2 separate regions of the Homo sapiens genome follow, and region 1 is linked to region 2. The links are chromatin loops, found by intact Hi-C in ENCODE. Cell type or tissue: gastrocnemius medialis. All regions are shown on one strand.

Region 1 (8,000 bases), 280 kb after region 2:
CTCCCAGATGGAGAGCTTTGTATGTCTCACGGTGCTACTTCCCGTGGCCTCCAAACGCTGTTAGGATTAACGAGTGCATAGTTGGGGGCTGAGAAGATTGTTTTTATTGCATGTATTTTCTTTCATGCTCTGAAGCCATGAATGCCACAAAGTCTGCTGGTAGAAAATGATTACAGTATGACATAATTTTTCTCTGCCTTAAGAATGCACAGCAGCTGGATGTGAGCTGCGTGGTGCTGCCCGGGCCACTTGGTATAAAGCAGTGTCTGATGCTCAGCCCAGGTCTCCACTTGGGCCAGAACAACCCAGGACACAAGTCACCATTCCCCTGGGGCCGTTCATTCTCTCCCAGCATTTGTTTCATCCATATTTATTAAGGAGATAATTCCCTGAAATTACTAACACACATAGTAGCAGGATTACTATTAATGTGGTGCTGTGTTTAAAGGGAGCTGTATCTTTTCATATGGGAGATTTTTGCAAATGTTACAACTTGCAATCCCTAACATCTTTAAGAATTGTTTTTGCTGGCAGCAAGGTGGTGGATCCACAGTTGTAAGGTTCCAGTTTTGTAAACCTGGAAGCCCGGTGCTTCGACATGCAGGCAGAGCAGCAAATGCAGGCAGATGGCAGCAGGGTGGTGGGCGGCTTCTCCTCCAGGCTGCTGCTGGGAGAAACGTCTGCTGCTTTCTTCCTGCAATTGTCCCCAGCCAAGGCAGCTCTCACATGCTCAGCCCTCACTCTTGCTGAGTGACATACCCAGTGTGGAAACCAAGGACCAGCCAGGCCAGTTCGGGATCAAGAGTAACTAGAGTCAAGCTTGGTCGGCTTGCATGCAGTGGTGCTTAATAATTCAGGGGACATCTTGAGGCTTCACTGAGATGCTTTCACAGGCTTTATGTTTATGAGCATTTTACAACCATATTTCAAAACCATATTTTCAAAATTTTTCTGAGTGCTTCAGCTCATCACAGCAGAGAAAATTATTTAGAGCAGGAGTCCCCAGCCTCCAAGCCACAGACCAATTCCGGTCCATGGTCTGTTAGGAACTGGGCTGCACAGCAGGTTGTGAGTGGTGGGTGAGCAAGGAAAACTTCATCTGTATTTACAGCCCCTCCTCAACGCTTGCATTACCACCTGAGCTCCACCACCCATCACATTAGCAGCGGCATTAGGTTCTCATAGGAGAGCAAACCTTACTCCACTTACTTGGGATCTAGGTTGCACGCTCCTTATGAGAATCTAATGGCTGATGATCTGTCACTGTCTCCCATCATCTCTAGATGGGCCTGTCTAGTTGCAGGAAAATAAGCTCAGGGGTCCTACTGATTCTATGTTATGGTGAGTTGTATACTTATTTCACTATATATTACAATGTAGTAATAATAGAAATAAAGTACATAACAAATGTAATGCACTTGAATCATCCCGAAACCATCCCCTGCCTCAGTCTGTGGAAAAATTGTCTTCCACAAAACGGGTCCTTGGTGCCAAAATGGTTGGGGACCGCTGAGTTAAAGGACTTCATAGAACTGGGAATGTGCCCATGTTCATGGCAACCTTGGCAAAGCTGTTTTAGCTCCACCTGAGGAAAGGGGTGTTTTGAGCCGTGGCAGGGCCCCCTGATCCCTTGGGCTTTGGAAGATAGGAATGCATTTTCAGGGTTTCTTGGCCTGTTTCTCCATCTGTGAAGAGGCCAGGTCTGTCTGGAGAAACTTCAGAGAGAGGCTGTGAGTGCTCGAGAAGGGAGCCTGAGTGTGCATTGCAGCTGCCTGGCAGGCATGGCAAGTTGCAAACTAACCTTTCAACCTGCTGTCTCTCCAACCCCGTCTCCAGCTGCCCACTCTGCAGCCCAGGCTCAGGACCGGCCAACTGCCACCGTGTCACCCCTGCGCACCCAGAACTCTCCATCCCGCCTGCCTGCCACCAGCCTCAGGCCCCACTCGGTGGTGTCCCCGCAGCACAGCCACCAGCCCCCGGTGCAGATGTGCCCACGGCCGGCCATCCCCCTCACATCAGCAGCATCAGCCATCACACCTCCCAACGTCAGTGCCGCAAACCTCAACGGGGAGGCTGGAGGGGGGCCCATCGGTGTTCTGTCCACATCCAGCCCCACCAACACGGGATGCAAACTAGACGAGAAGAAAAGTGAAAAGGTAAGAGGCCCATCCTGGACGAGCCCTGGGCTCGAGGCCAGCTGCTTACTGTAACTTTTTGGCACTAGATGGCAGTGGCATTTGTGCAATTGAAGCTAGAATGTGGGCTCCAAGTGCCTGCCCCTAGATGAACCAGGCGTGTGACAGAGAGGGAGCCAAACCACCAGAGCAGCTGGTTGGAGAGGAATCAGGCAGGCCTTGGGTGCTGGCAGGGCCATGCAAGTCCAGCTACATTTCTCATGCAAATCAGAAAAAGGTGTCCCCTCTTGAAAATGCCTTAGTTCCATCTGTTGTAAAATCATTGTAATATACTCATTTTGTTAGAACAGGATATTTATTGCCATGTGCTGGGATATTGTAATAATAAATATACAAATCTACGTGTGCAGTGTGAACAGCACCCACTCCCTTCAATATGTCATCCTTGTGCAGTCCACAACCTGTTCAACCATATGGGACAGGCCTGTTTCCTGAGGAGCAATGAGAAGGAACAGGAGAATGCTGACCTGATGGCTGGTGTGTTTTTTAGCTATTCTTTTAGCCATGAAGTGCTGATTTCATAAAAGAAAATCTGGGCCAGGCGTGGTGGCTCAAGCCTGTAATCTCAGCACTTTGGGAGGCTGAGGCGGGCGGATCACCTGAGGTCAGGAGTTTGAAACCAGCCTGGCCAACATGGCAAAACCCCATCTCTACTAAAAATACAAAAATTAGCCAGGCATGGTGGCGTGCGCCTGTAATCCCAGCTACCTAGGAGGCTGAGGCAGGAGAATCACTGGAAACCGGGGGGCAGAGCCTGCAGTGAGCCAAGATTGTGCCACTGCACTCCAGCCTGGGCAACAGAGCAAGACTGCATCTCAAAAAAAAAAAAAGAAAAAGAAAGAAAATCTGAGTCCAAGAAACTTGTTCCGGTTGCCACCCTGCTAGACGTTAGATTAACCAGGATGAGAATCCAGACTTCTAAATCAGTGCTGTCCAGCAGAAACATAATGCAAACCTCAAATCTAATTTTAAATTTTCTAGTAGCCACATTTTTAAAAAGTAAAATTAATTTTAAAGTAAATTTAAAAGGTGAAATTCATTTTAACAGCTTATTCCATTAAACCCAATATCCAGAATATTATTGTTTCAACATGTAACCTATGTTTTAAAATTGTTGATGAGATATTTTAGTATTTTTTTTTTACGTGAAGTTTTTGGAAGCCCATGTGAAATCCAATAAGCAATTCTCCAGGGCTCAGGGCCCATGCACTGCCTGAGGCTGTATCCCTAGGGCGTTGGGCTGGGTGCTGGGCAAGGAGCCACTCTGTGTATTGGCCTTGCTGCCTGAACGGTTTAGGGATTGTTCTCTCTTGGCTTGACTGATTCTGCAGATCTTTTGACATCTTTCCATATAAAATTAGTCTTTGGATCACCCTGGACACTAGATGGTGTGTTCCAGGCAAGGACAGCCTCTCTCTCTTTCTCGAGGACATTGCCAAACCCAGCGCTGACTCGGCGGGCTCTCTGCCCATCACCCTGGAGGCAGGCCCTGCTCCCCTGTCCTCAACATGAGCCGGGAACGCTGCAGACATGGGCCACACCAGGTTCCGCAGGGCCTCAGCACCTCCTGTGTTGTTCAGTCCAGAGCAATGGTTGTTCCCGTGCTGACTGGTGTGGCAGAGCCAATGCAGCTAGCAAAGCTCAGGTCTGCTCCAGCCTAACAGGGCGCCTGGCATGAAGGGCAACAGCTGCTCTGTGTTTTGTGTGTCTGTTTGAAGATCAGTTCAGTCTTGAATCTGTTCCCTTCTACCCTGCAGCCCTTGTTATGAGATGTGGCTGGGTCTCATCAGGAGGGAGAGGTGGGATTCACAGTCCTACCCTCTCACTTAAGCATTCTTCCTTCTTCTGAGCTGCTCAGAAACAACCAGGGGCAGACTTGGAAAGTGGGGGCTGTAATAGTTCCTTAAGCATTTCTAGTTCTTTGCCCAAGAATTCCCTCTCTCTAGTTTGTGAAGCAAATGGGACTGGCTTCAATAATACCATTGCTGAGTGGGTTTCTATGACATTACGTCCTGTACGAATCTACACGGAGGATGATGCTGTTCCCCATCACCCACCTAAGTGTGAAGCTAATGAACACCAGCTGAGTCTGTTCCTAGCCTGCCTGTTAGACACTTTGTAAATATTTCGCTTTCTCTTAAGGTTTATGCCCTCTAACAGTTGTGCTATATCAGCAAAGAACAGTTGAGTCCAGAAGACACCCCAACATCCCTCTTGATGAAAGGCGACATGCAGGGACGCCCTGCCATGCAAGCTGCACATACAGTGGCTCAGCCTCCTCCTCCCCTGATAGCTCCCGAGCCTCTGTGGGCAGCAGAAGTGCGTAGGCCACGCTTGGGGCTGGACACATGCTGTGGGAGCAGTCCACGCTGCACTCCAGGCAGGAGGGGAAGTGGTTTTTGTGAGGCCCTCTGAGCTTATGTCCAGAGGTTCAGCAAACCCCAGCAGAGAAGCACATTGCCCTCCCACACATTGTGTGTGCTTTTCATTCCCACCTCTCATAAACAACAAAGACAAGCACTGGTCTACAAAACCACCTGTGAACATTTTGCCCATCTGTGTTCCCACTTGAATTTCTCCTAATTTGCAGCAGGGCCCAAGGCATTTACAGCTGCCATTTGCAGCAGAAGAGCAGAAATGATGGTCATTTTAGTCCACTGCTCAGAAGCAAGTGAGCCAGTGTGACCTGCACCAGCAGACTGTGCTGGGCTAGGGGGCTGCAGCCAGCACACTCCCTGCAGGCCGCTTCCTGAGCCCCACCCCTCCATGACTACACTAAACAGGCTTCCTAACTTTGGGCAACTTGATCATAGATGTACACATGTCTAATTATGGCAAAGGTTTTTTAAAGCATTTGGCAGTATTCTCCAGTCTGTTTCTGTTAAATTTTCTTTGGGAAAAGACAGTGAGCTCCTCACTCCCACATCCACTGATGCATATACCTCAGTGCAGCGCAGTTTCCTAGCGCTAGTGCTGCTAAATTCCACCCAGGCCCTTCCATGCATGTACCAGAGAGAAGGCAGGGTGGATACAGCTCCTGGGCGCCGTAGAGTAGGGAGTAATTTTCTCCTAGGAGCGTGGGAGATTTACGCGCCATATCCCTGTGTGTGGAGAAGGAAGAAGCCCCAAAACCAGCTCTGTGTTGTGTGGTGTCAGTGGCTATGGTCAAGGTCCCAGGAGGCTGGTTCCCGGGAGGCTTGTGCCAGGAGGCTTGTCCCCAGGAGGCTGGTGCTGGCAGGCTGGTCCCAGGAGGCTGGTCCCTGGGAGGCTGGTGCTGGGAGGCTGGTTCTGGGAGGCTGGTGCCAGGAGGCTGGTCCCTGGGAGGCTGGTCCCGGGAGGCTGGTGCCAGGAGGCTGGTCCCAGGAGGCTGGTCCCGGGAGGCTGGTGCCAGGAGGCTGGTCCCGGGAGGCTGGTGCCGGGAGGCTGGTCCCTGGGAGGCTGGTCCCTGGGAGGCTATTCCCGGGAGGCTGGTCCCCGGGAAACTGGTCCCCGGGAGGCTGGTGCTCTGCTGCTATATCCAGGGGGATTGGGCCTTTGAGCTCTGTTCCCTGCGTGGCCCGATGTGGTGTGCAGGCCTCTGGGGATAATACAAGTGCAGACAGAGTGGCAGTTCTTTCTCCAGACCCATTCCTGAACCAGAGCTCCTCTCTGGGCCCAGGCATCTGCCAGCCTATGCAGGAACCTCTCCAGCCTACTCTCCCAGGTCTCTTCCTGCCCACCTGCCTGATCATATTGCTCCCTGCAGGGGCTGCCCTGTGGCCAGGCCCCCAACACCCACAAGTTACACAGTAGAACTCAAATCTGGTTTTAAAAGGTGGTCTTCAGGATTTAAGTTATCCTTTTGCACTTAAAAATGAATTTTGTGCTTGAAACAACCATGGAACACTGCCTATTGTGTCCATCCGTGACAGTTTTCTGGTTTTGAAACTGTGTGAGCACATCAGCACCAGGTGATACGAACCCTCAGGGTACCTAAGTCCAGGGGAGAGTCACCCAGAAGAGAAGGGTGCAATGGGCTGCGTGCAGTTGGCATCCCTAACCACCCGACCGGCCATCACTCACTCTCTTACTTGTGCCCCAATCCCTGACTCATCTGTGTATTGCAAAGAGCATGAGGATGTACCTGGCAGAGCGCAGGCACACGGTTCATAATGATGGAAAGGTCAACCCTGGCCTGGAGGAGCCAGAGTATAGTACAGGTCACTGTACAGGTAAACAGGCGATTGATTGCAGGAGAGGGTGGGTGATTGACCTGCGTGTGGGAACAGAGGGTCACCGACAAAGGCGCCTGGTCAGCCCAGGTCAGGGGAGACTTCCCGGGGCACAGATGGGAGGATCCTTGGCTGAGGGTCAGCCTGAGCAGAGGCCAGGGGACATGGCCCGAAGATGAGGGCCAGGGACGGGAGAGGTAGCAGGCAGCCCTGGGAGGGCCTCGTTGCCAACTGCTCAGCACTGCAAAATCTGCAGATGCTGGGCAGGAGGGTGCCATCCTGTAACTTAACTACTTAAATATCCTGTAACTTAAATACTATCGTATAATAATCATATCATATAAAAGTCAGTGCAACTTACATTACATGGTGAGATAAGAGAGAGAAGAAAACAAAGGTACTGCTTAATATACACATTCACACAGACATATTCATAATAAAATAGGAGGAAATACTTACAACAATTACAATCCTCATTTCTGTAGCTGTTCACATGGTCGTGGCTGGTATTTATAATTACTTTGTCTACTATCCAATCTGTATTCCCCTTCCCTTCAGAAAGCGCCTCAGCTGGGCATGGACCCTTACCTGGTGGGGTGACCCGAACCTTCACTCCTGAAGGGTCTGGGCCATTTTTAGTCCTGTCTGGATTGGGTGGTTATAGTTTTCCATTGACCTCAGGAAGGCTTGAGCACAGGCCATGAGTGGTGCTCCTTGCCTCCTCGGGGTTCTGAGCCTCTTGCTGTCCCTGTGCAGTTGACCAAGTCCACACGGTGAGAGCGCTCCCGCCGGCTGCCTGACTTCTGTGGAGCCCTCTCCTTGGTGCTGAGGTTCCCCAAGGCTCTGGCCTGGCCATGAGTTCCACAGCAGCATTCTTCAAATGATCAATCCAGTGGATTGGGACCCACATTTTTATTTAGATTGGATGGGATAAACAGAATGAAACAGGGTAGGATAGATCTTCATGGTGAGCATACAGTAGGGACGGTACACTGGGGAGCTTCTGTGTTGCTGTGTGCGAGTCCTGACATAAAACTTAATTCAAAAACATCTCGAAGCCTTAGGTCGACAACCCCAGCCCATAGAAGGCACCTGGTGATGATTGTAGACTAAAGAGAATTGGAAAAACTGCTGCCAGTAAGTTTTCACTCTCACGACTTATGGGAAATTCTTTATGGGCCAGAAAAAAAAAAAGTTAACTCTCTCTTTATGGGTGTGGTAGTTTTAGTTTCAGTGAGTAATAGAATATTGAAACTTGAAAGAGCCTCTAAAGATGTTTTATATTAAACTCTCCATTTTCCATGATGTTCCTGAGGCTCAGAGACCTTCAGAGACTTGCCTGGGGCCACACAGCATCGGCAGTGGAGCTGGCATGGGAATGCTGGCCTCCTGCCTCCTGTGTTGGGTCCAAGTGCTGACTGTGGTGGCCTCCTAGTCCCTGGGAGGTCATGGCCCGTCCAGGAGTCCCACAGTGAGACATCCAGGGTAGCGGCTGGCAGGAGACCATGAGGCTGGCCTTGGGGGGAGAAAGGGCCCTAGGTGTCTGCCTTCTGGGTCCACATTGGACCCAGCCACAGCCAGAACCCATGCAACA
Region 2 (8,000 bases):
CTTTAAGAGACTTTAATGTTTTACTTGATAACAAAAGAAACATCACATCCTATTTTCCTGAATAGTCCTTTATCTTCATATGGCTCATAACTGTTATAGTTTTGATAATCATGGCATTTTGGCCAAAACACTTTGCCAGAAACTATAATCTCTACAAGTTTCCTTAGGCTATGAAGGTGTTTTAGAGGATTATAATTTTACATACCCCTAATACCATCGTCGGCTCTTGTTTCCTTATCTGCAGATGAACGAGATGTTTTCTTTCTCTCTCTTTTTTCTCTTCTCTTCTCTTCTTTTCTTTTCTCTTCTCTTCTCTTCTCTTCTCTTCTCTTCTCTTCTCTTCTCTTCTCTTCTCTTCTCTTCTCTTCTCTCCTCTCTCTCTCTCCTCTCTCTCTCTCTTTCCTTTCTTTCTTTCTTTTTTGACCACATCTTGTTCTGTTGCCCAGGCTGGAGTGCAGTGGCACAATCTCGGCTCACTGCAACCTCCGCCTCCCGGGTTCAAGTGATTCTCCTGCCTCAGCCTCCTGAGTAGCTGGGACTGCAGGCGCACACCACCATGCCTGGCTAATTTTTGTATTTTTAGTAGAGATGGGGTTTCACTATGTTGGCCAGGATGGTCTCGATCTCCTGACCTCAACCTCGTGATCCACCCGCCTCGGCCACCCAAAGCGCTGGGATTACAGGTGCGAGCCACTGTGCCTGGTCAAACAGAATATTTCCTAAGGGTTCATCCTGCTCCACAGTCTGAGGTTGTTATTTGTTAATTAAATAAATATTTGTTGGGCATTGACCATGTGCCAGGCACTGGGGCTCAAGGGGTGCGGATGACCCATCTGTTTCTCTCAGGAAGCTGACATCCAGGTGCACAGGGCATAGTTTACCTGTGAACAGAGAGGGCGCTTTTCTCCCCTCAGTAAGCTACCTTGCGTCACCTTCCTCTGTTCAAAGAGGACTGATAAATCACCTCACTAAGCAGCTGTTGCCTGCAGGTAGCCCACACCGGGCTGGGTGCTGAGGCACAGAGGCACACAGGGCGCTCCCCACAGGAACCAAGCCCGGGAGGCACACCTGCATGCCAGGTGCTGGGGGCTGGGGGAGTCTGTGTCCTGGTTTGGTTCATGGGCATCCTGGTTTTATGTAGCTCACTTGCTGTGTGACTTATCTCTTCCTCAGTAATCTGCAGCACCTAGATCATTCAGGTTTTGTTTTGTTTTATATATATGTACATTTTTTGGTTTATTTATGTATATAAAGTACATACATCACCAAATATAACCATATTATGGCTGTATTTGCTTACATGTATTTGGTTGTTTTGGTTATATATGTAGAGTTGAATGTCCTTTTATTTCCTTGTCATATCTATTTCTTATCTATAGCCTGTTAAGAATTCAAAGTTTTTGTCATCTCTATACAAAATGATGGCTATTTGTTGTTAGTGACTATGAATATTCGGAGAAAATTATCTGCATATTGACTTGAAATACTCTTCCTAACAAAAATGCTTCCCCTCCTGCTCCACGCTTGCCCCCCTACCCCGACCCCTCACTGCTGCTGGGCTCGCGGGTATGGTCAGCGCTGTGGCTTCGCCCGCGGCGGGCCAGGGAAGTGCATTAGAACACGGAGCACAGGGAGCTATTTCCTTCTCGCCGCCCCTGGTCTGTGCAGAGCTGCCTCTGAGACATTTCCTGTGCGGGAATGAATCCAGGGCTCCAGGGCTGTTTAGTCTGGGCCTTTGGGAGTTCGGTGCAGCTAATGCCTTCCAGAGGCCCAGCCCCTGCGCCTGGCGCTGCCCTCCTGGTGCCCACGCTGGCTGGCTCCCTGCCGTGCATCCCGGCCACGCTCACTTGCAGCGGGGAGTGGCTGCCTGCCCCAAGCTGGCCTGTCATCCAGGAATGAAGATGTTCTATTTGTGTTTTATATGGATTCACTTTGAAACTCCCATTCTGTGTTCCCATAAAGGGCATGCATGTGCCGAGCCCAGCCTTGACTCCCTCCTTTCGCTGTGGTGAGCTTGTTTATTTTCAGCGTGATTCTCAGCTGAGTCGCCCGTTTCCCAATAAAAGGCAGGGCCCAGCACTGTGGGCTCCATGAGGGCCTGTTTGGTTGCTTGGTTTGGAGCACGAGGGAAAACTTGATATGCACGTCATTTCCCAGTTCCAGGCAATGACCTGGGGCAGAGCGGGTGGGGAGCAGGTCTCCCGGAGCCATCTGGAATATGCCGATGAGTGAGCTGTGCATTAGCTCTCAGACCAGGGTCCTCTGGCAGCCAGGCCTCTGAGCACAGCGTCTGAAGTATCAGCCGCCACAGGGATCTGTGGGCAACAGCTGCGTGTGGCCTGTGCTGTTTCTCTCCTGACAAGGACCTTGCAAACAGCGTGGAAATGCGCGAGCCAGCGGTCAAACCCCTCTTCACCATGCACGGAGCTCAGCCGTCCTCTCCCTGCTCCTGGAGGTCTTCCTTTTTCTGTGACTGTAACCTAAAAACATTAAAATACGTTTATTGAGATAGCAAACTTTTATCCTCTTGGTGTTTGCAGTGAAAATAGTCCTTAATGGTGTAATTTTCCTTTCTTACCTCCCTCCGCTTGTCCCGTCCTAGCTCTTGTTATTCCAAACAGTGTGGATTATTGGGCTGCACCTGGCCACCCAGGCTGGTGTTTTGAATCAGCAGCATCACCTCTCCGGAGCCCATAGCAGGAAGCAATTGTTTGGGATCTGATACTGCTGGGCTCTCATTTTCCTTGTCTTAGAAATGGGGACACATGTCTGCCCATGTTGAGCTCTGGCAGGGATGCTGGACTTTTTGTCCTAGCTAAGAAACCAAACTGCATGTGGGTTACGGAAGTGGTCTAAGTTTCCCAGTGCCAGCACGAAGCCTCGACTGGTGAGTATTGTAGAAGAGCACTGCCTTAGCTGAGTCCAGTATTTCTCTTCCAAAATAAACGTGCATGTTCAAAGCAATTGCTTGTCTGTGGGTATAACTGTTGTGTGACTGGTAGCTGTGGGAACACACTGAGTGTCATGTATGACCTTGCGCTTGTCTTCACGCAGATGTCAGTAAGACTTCCAAAGTCTGTGTTGGTCATCCCTGGGTGGTGGGATTTAAGGGAAAATTTTACTTTCTTCTTCATGTTTTCTGATCTATTTAAGTTTCAATAAATGAACATCTTTTTTTAACTCAAATTTTAAAAATTTGTAACTTCTAGGGCTTTGGAATCTTTTTTTCTTCATGGAAATCGAACACAGACTGAGTCATGGTTCTTAGAATTCTGTAATTATCAAGTTGAAAAGAACCTTAAGAATTGTCTGGCTCAGAACCTGGGATTGAGATGAGAGGCTCCTGAGCCTGCACTTGCGTTTTCTCCTCAGACTCTCCTTCCTGTGCTCTGCCCGTTATCAACCGAGCCGTCCCTGCCTGGGTTGTCTATCGTGTGACTGTTTCAGATAAAGGCGGGTTATCTTGGTTTGGAAGAATTCGGATAAATGACATAGTTCTTCATTGCCTCTCCAGTTGACTCTGCCTTACCCACAGGCAGATTTAAGGCTGGGGTTGGCACACTGCCTGCAGGCTATGTATTGTCTGTGGCTGCCTAACAACAGAGCTCTAACAGCAGAGCTGGTGGCTGCGGGGAAGGCCACACAGACCCCGCAGCCTGCAGTGGTTACCGTCTGGCCCTTTCATGGACCCCTGCTGAGACTCATTAGACAGTGGGATGTGAGCAGGAGACCCACGGCAAAGACAGTGAATGTAAGATGGGAAATCCGCTGTCTGGAGGGGCAGTGTCTAGGGGGACCAGGGACTGTGGTAGCCTGCCTGTGGTGTGTGCTGTGAGCTCAGTGTCGGCCCCTGACCAAAGGCATGCGATGGGGCTGGAACACTGCCGTCGTCCTTGGAATTGGATGTTCAGACTCAGCTCTTTTGCTGTTGCTTCATCTGGAATGTTCTCATTAGGAATGTGAAATCCGGTGTGGGCCAATTCTTATGCCCTTTAAAGCAGATGTCGGGTTCAGGCTGTGGGCACTGAGTCCTGAGACTGGCATTGGTGGCGGAAAGCACTGGGCTCAGTCCTTGATTCAGAGAACACACAGCAGTGCGGTTTGGTGGCTGCTCCCACAGTGTCCCCATAGCCTTCCTTGCCTGTGCAGTGGCCCCAGTGGCTTCAGGACAGCAGGGCTGTGCCATAGGGCAGAGCCTCCCAACCAGAGGCTCCAGGATGTTGTGGAGTTCATGAAGGTAGCCATGGATGTCCCTGGCCATTTTACTGTTTCGAAGAGTAAGGTGGACATCACAGTTTTATCTATGACTGGGAAACACAGGCAGAGAGAAGGACTAAGTTGCTTTGTTTTGGCAAGAGGGGAGAGGAACAGACATGTGGGGATGCTTCCTGTGTACCAGACTGGGTGCTGGGTTTTTGACTTCCTTTCATTTTTTTTCTATACCATACCTCATGCAGTTGGCAGCCAATACTCCACAGCTGGGGCGTGGGTGGGACCAGAGTGGTGCCCTGATCAGAGTAGGCACCAGGCCACACTCACTTGGCTGCTGCCAGGCCCAGCCAGGGCAACGGGCAGTCCTGGAATCAAAGCCTGTGGTCTTTCTACAACAACCCATGGTGTCTGGAATTCCCTCCATTGTGGCTATGGTGTTCGTATCTAGGTGGCTGAAGCCTTGCTATGTTTGATAAGGAACAGGAAGATAAATGGTTAATAAATGTAATATATTTGGAAGATGATATTTTCAGGATAGGGCACATGCACTGAGGTGGGAGATTTTAACCCAGCGTCTTTGGAGGAAAAGTTGGAAATGATGCCTTGTGTGGCTCACTCGCTGGAGCCCTGCTGGCAGACCCATGAGGGCAGGGGCTTAGCGTGCAAGCTTCAGGGATAGGATAGCAGGAGCACAGGCAGTTTCTTTCTGCCCCTCTGTCAACATATTTCAGATTCTCTTTTAGGCTTGTCTAGCACTGATGTCATCTAATGGGGAGAGTCCTTGCATTTGCCTTAAATAGGGTATATTTAAAGAGTGATTTATACCTTTTTCCAAAACAATATATTGCCCAACTGTCTTTTGGCTTCCTTGAGTAGCCTTTATTTGAGTCGCACAGCAAAATCCCATATTTAAATGATTTTGAGATGCTGCTAAGAAGTGCATTCATGCCTACTAGTAGTCCTGGTCATTATCAGTCCCACTAAACCGGGACCTAGTCCTGGTCCAGACTAGAAATTGGAGTCCATCATTTCAGAGTCAGTGGTGACGTCAGTTTGGTGCCATGGCCTGTGGTGCTTCCTGTTTTCCTTGCCTGGCACTTGTACTTCATCCTTTCCCCTATTGGCACGCTAATCTTTGCATGGTTTTATCTTGATGAGATGTCTGAGGGGTTTGTATTTCATCCTGCAGCACAGAAACAAAGGTTAGCTCATTGAAAAGCAAACGCTGGTGAATTCAGGCACACTTGGAAATAAATGCAAACTTTTTGGCAGTCGTCTGTGTAACCAGGAAGCTTCACGAGTTGGCAGGTGGTTTCACATCTGTTTGTTCCTTTACTCAACAAGTATTAACTGAGAGCAAACAAGGATGAGCTCATGGCTCCCCTGAATGAGACCAGCACTGTGGCTGCTCAGGTGCAGGAGCTGCAAATCTGAAATCTTAGGTTATTGCTTTGGCTGAAAAGTGCAATCTCAGTGGAAACCTTATTTTTAAGGATCTCCAGAATCAGTAATAGGACACATTTTGGGTTACCTCAACTAAGGGACTTTTCTAGGTAGAGTGTACATAAAAATGAAGTAAGTAACTTTGAACAGTGTAATTGTAATCTATTGGCTTCAAAGAGAGTCTAGAGTAAGGAGTAATTCATCTTTTAACAGCTGTAAGCTGCCATGCCAGTAATAGTTTTTTAAACATGTCTTTTAGTTTTGCATCTTAATTATTTATTGGGTATGCACTAATTAATTTTTTTCCAGGGAGTTCTTTGAATATTTTATAGTAATACTTTATTTTTCTGGATCACTTGTGCTGAAGCAGATCAGAGAGCAAGCAGAAAAGATCCACGTGGTCTAATTGATATTCTGCATGTTATATCCTTGAGACTCTGTCTTCACTGGGGGCCTAGCTCCTTTGGGTTTTGGTCAGCACACTGGAAAGCCTCATTCTGTCCACCTGCATTTCCTGGGTGTCTGCCCTTTACTTGGCCCAGTGCTAAATCTTGAAAATTCAAAGGGTAATAACCAACATACAACCAGTGGGGGAAAAGCAGACTTGTGCAATGATTATTTTGTGATTCTTGAGTCAAGTAGCAATTGTAGAGTTTAATAAAATAGAAAAGGGTACAGAGGAGGAAGCCAATTAATTGAAAGGTTATTTCATTGAGGGCTGGAAGGAGGTGTTTTGAGAGAAGACAGCTGAGCAGCAGTGAGATACTCTGAGAGAACACCATGTGCAATGGAATGCTGTGTTTTTAGGAGCCCAATAGTTGCTCACAATTTCTTGATCAAAAGGCATAGGGGCCAGCCATGATGGCTCATGCCTCTAATCCTAACACTTTGTGGGGCCAAGGTGGGAGGATCACTTCAGTCCAGGGGTTCAAGATCAGCCTTGGCAACATAATGAGACCCTATCCCTACAAAAAATTAAAATAAAAAATTAGCCAGGTGTGGTGGCACATGCCTGTAGTCCCAGCAACCCAGAAGGCTGAGGCAGGAGAATCGCTTGAACCTGGGAGTTTCAGATTTCAGTGAGCTATGATGGTGTCACCGCACTCTAGCCTGGGTCACAGAGCCAGACCCTGTCTCTAAAAAAGAAGGCATAGGGGCATGGAAACAGGAATGGAGGCTGTTCCGCTGGCAGAAGTTAGGCTCAGCCGTGAACTTTATCTTATGTGACACGGCATTGTTGAACAGTTTTCAGCCCATGATGTGTATTTAGGGGAGAAAGATCACTAGCTGAAGGATAGGGATGCATTTGTCAGGGTGAGACTGGTGGAAAGGAGATTGATCACTTGGGAGATTTGGCATTTTAGGTGAGGTATGATGGCCTCAAGAGAGCCCTGCACTGGGGTGAGCAGGCTTTTCCCCAGCTTTGTCAGCCACCTGCTGTGTGACCTGGTGGAAGTTACATTTAAATGTTCCAGAGTCTGAGACAATAAGCTCTGTTTACTGGGAAAGTCACTCGTGTGGTGCTGAGATTAGCCATCTGCCTTTATCTTTTCTTTACAGACACACTCAGCCCAGAGTCAGAATAAGGGGGACTGTGTTTTCAGATGCAAAACCAGGGACGATGATAGCTCCTGTGCAGGATTGTGAAGCAGGAAGATTAAATGCCAGGCCTGGGGCTGGTGCAGAGAAGGAGCCCAATGCATGGTGATTTTCTTTTATATCTACTAAGAAAGATACTTAGGGTGGTACAAGGGACTGCAACTAACCAGGCTCTGCCATTGTAGCATGAATAAGTTGGACATGAAATAGTCTGGGGCAGAGATTTTTTAGACTTGGGGCCTGTGATCTGCCAGAGGGTTCATGCATGGACTTGGCAGCTCCGTGACTCCTTGGAACTGTGTGTGAAGCCACTATTTAACTTCTCTGGGGAGTGTGACTGTCACCTGCTCTGGGGGGGGGCACCATTCCTACAAAGTTAGTATCAGTGGTCCAGAGAAAGAACAAGGCCACAGGGTGTTGAGGTGAGGGTGAGGGTGAGGGGAGAGATGATAGTGTCTAGACCACACAGAGATCCTGCTTGTGTAGTAATCTAAAAACTCTGAATAACTTAGGACAGGTAGACTTCCCAGGAAAATGCTAAGAACCCCCTTCAACTTGATCCTCTAGTAGATTTCAGATGTAAGAAATATTAAAGCCTATTAGACAAGGCAATTTGTTTGATTTATTCTGGCCAACTGCCAGATGGCTTGTAGGTCAAGAACAAGTAAAGTTGTTTGTTTAATTCACCTTTCTCCTTTGAGGTAGGATTTCTCCATTAAACTGGAAGTTTCTAGCAGGAGTCTCAT

Evidence for each region. Hi-C counts contacts between places; a loop is a spot of excess contacts. Peaks named below come from ENCODE experiments on the same cell type or tissue, not always from the same donor. Only the 100,000 strongest peaks of a DNase experiment are listed, where the experiment ranks them.
Region 1: it touches region 2 in a loop (2.5-fold over the local background); 6 of 110 quality-filtered maps call a loop at or near these places.

What each region holds. Positions count from the first base shown.
Region 1 is chr2:109,447,334-109,455,333 of GRCh38, forward strand. It overlaps SH3RF3 (SH3 domain containing ring finger 3), which reads left to right. Exons shown (of 10, transcript NM_001099289.3): 8 at 1,837-2,156. It also overlaps a transcript of RANBP2 not described here. Among named protein-coding and RNA genes, the nearest start is that of MIR4266, 140 kb to the left of the region's middle. RefSeq lists an enhancer at 1,445-1,949. In gastrocnemius medialis, a CTCF peak has its summit at 3,586; DNase peaks (open chromatin) are centred at 698, 1,898, 2,308 and 3,708; H3K27ac peaks cover 3,230 bases.
Region 2 is chr2:109,169,945-109,177,944 of GRCh38, forward strand. The region is part of intron 1 of SH3RF3 (SH3 domain containing ring finger 3); the gene reads left to right. It also overlaps a transcript of RANBP2 not described here. Among named protein-coding and RNA genes, the nearest start is that of MIR4265, 32 kb to the left of the region's middle. RefSeq lists a silencer at 7,504-7,678. In gastrocnemius medialis, no CTCF peak of the experiment used is centred here; DNase peaks (open chromatin) are centred at 1,694, 2,097, 2,401 and 3,947; H3K27ac peaks cover 3,626 bases.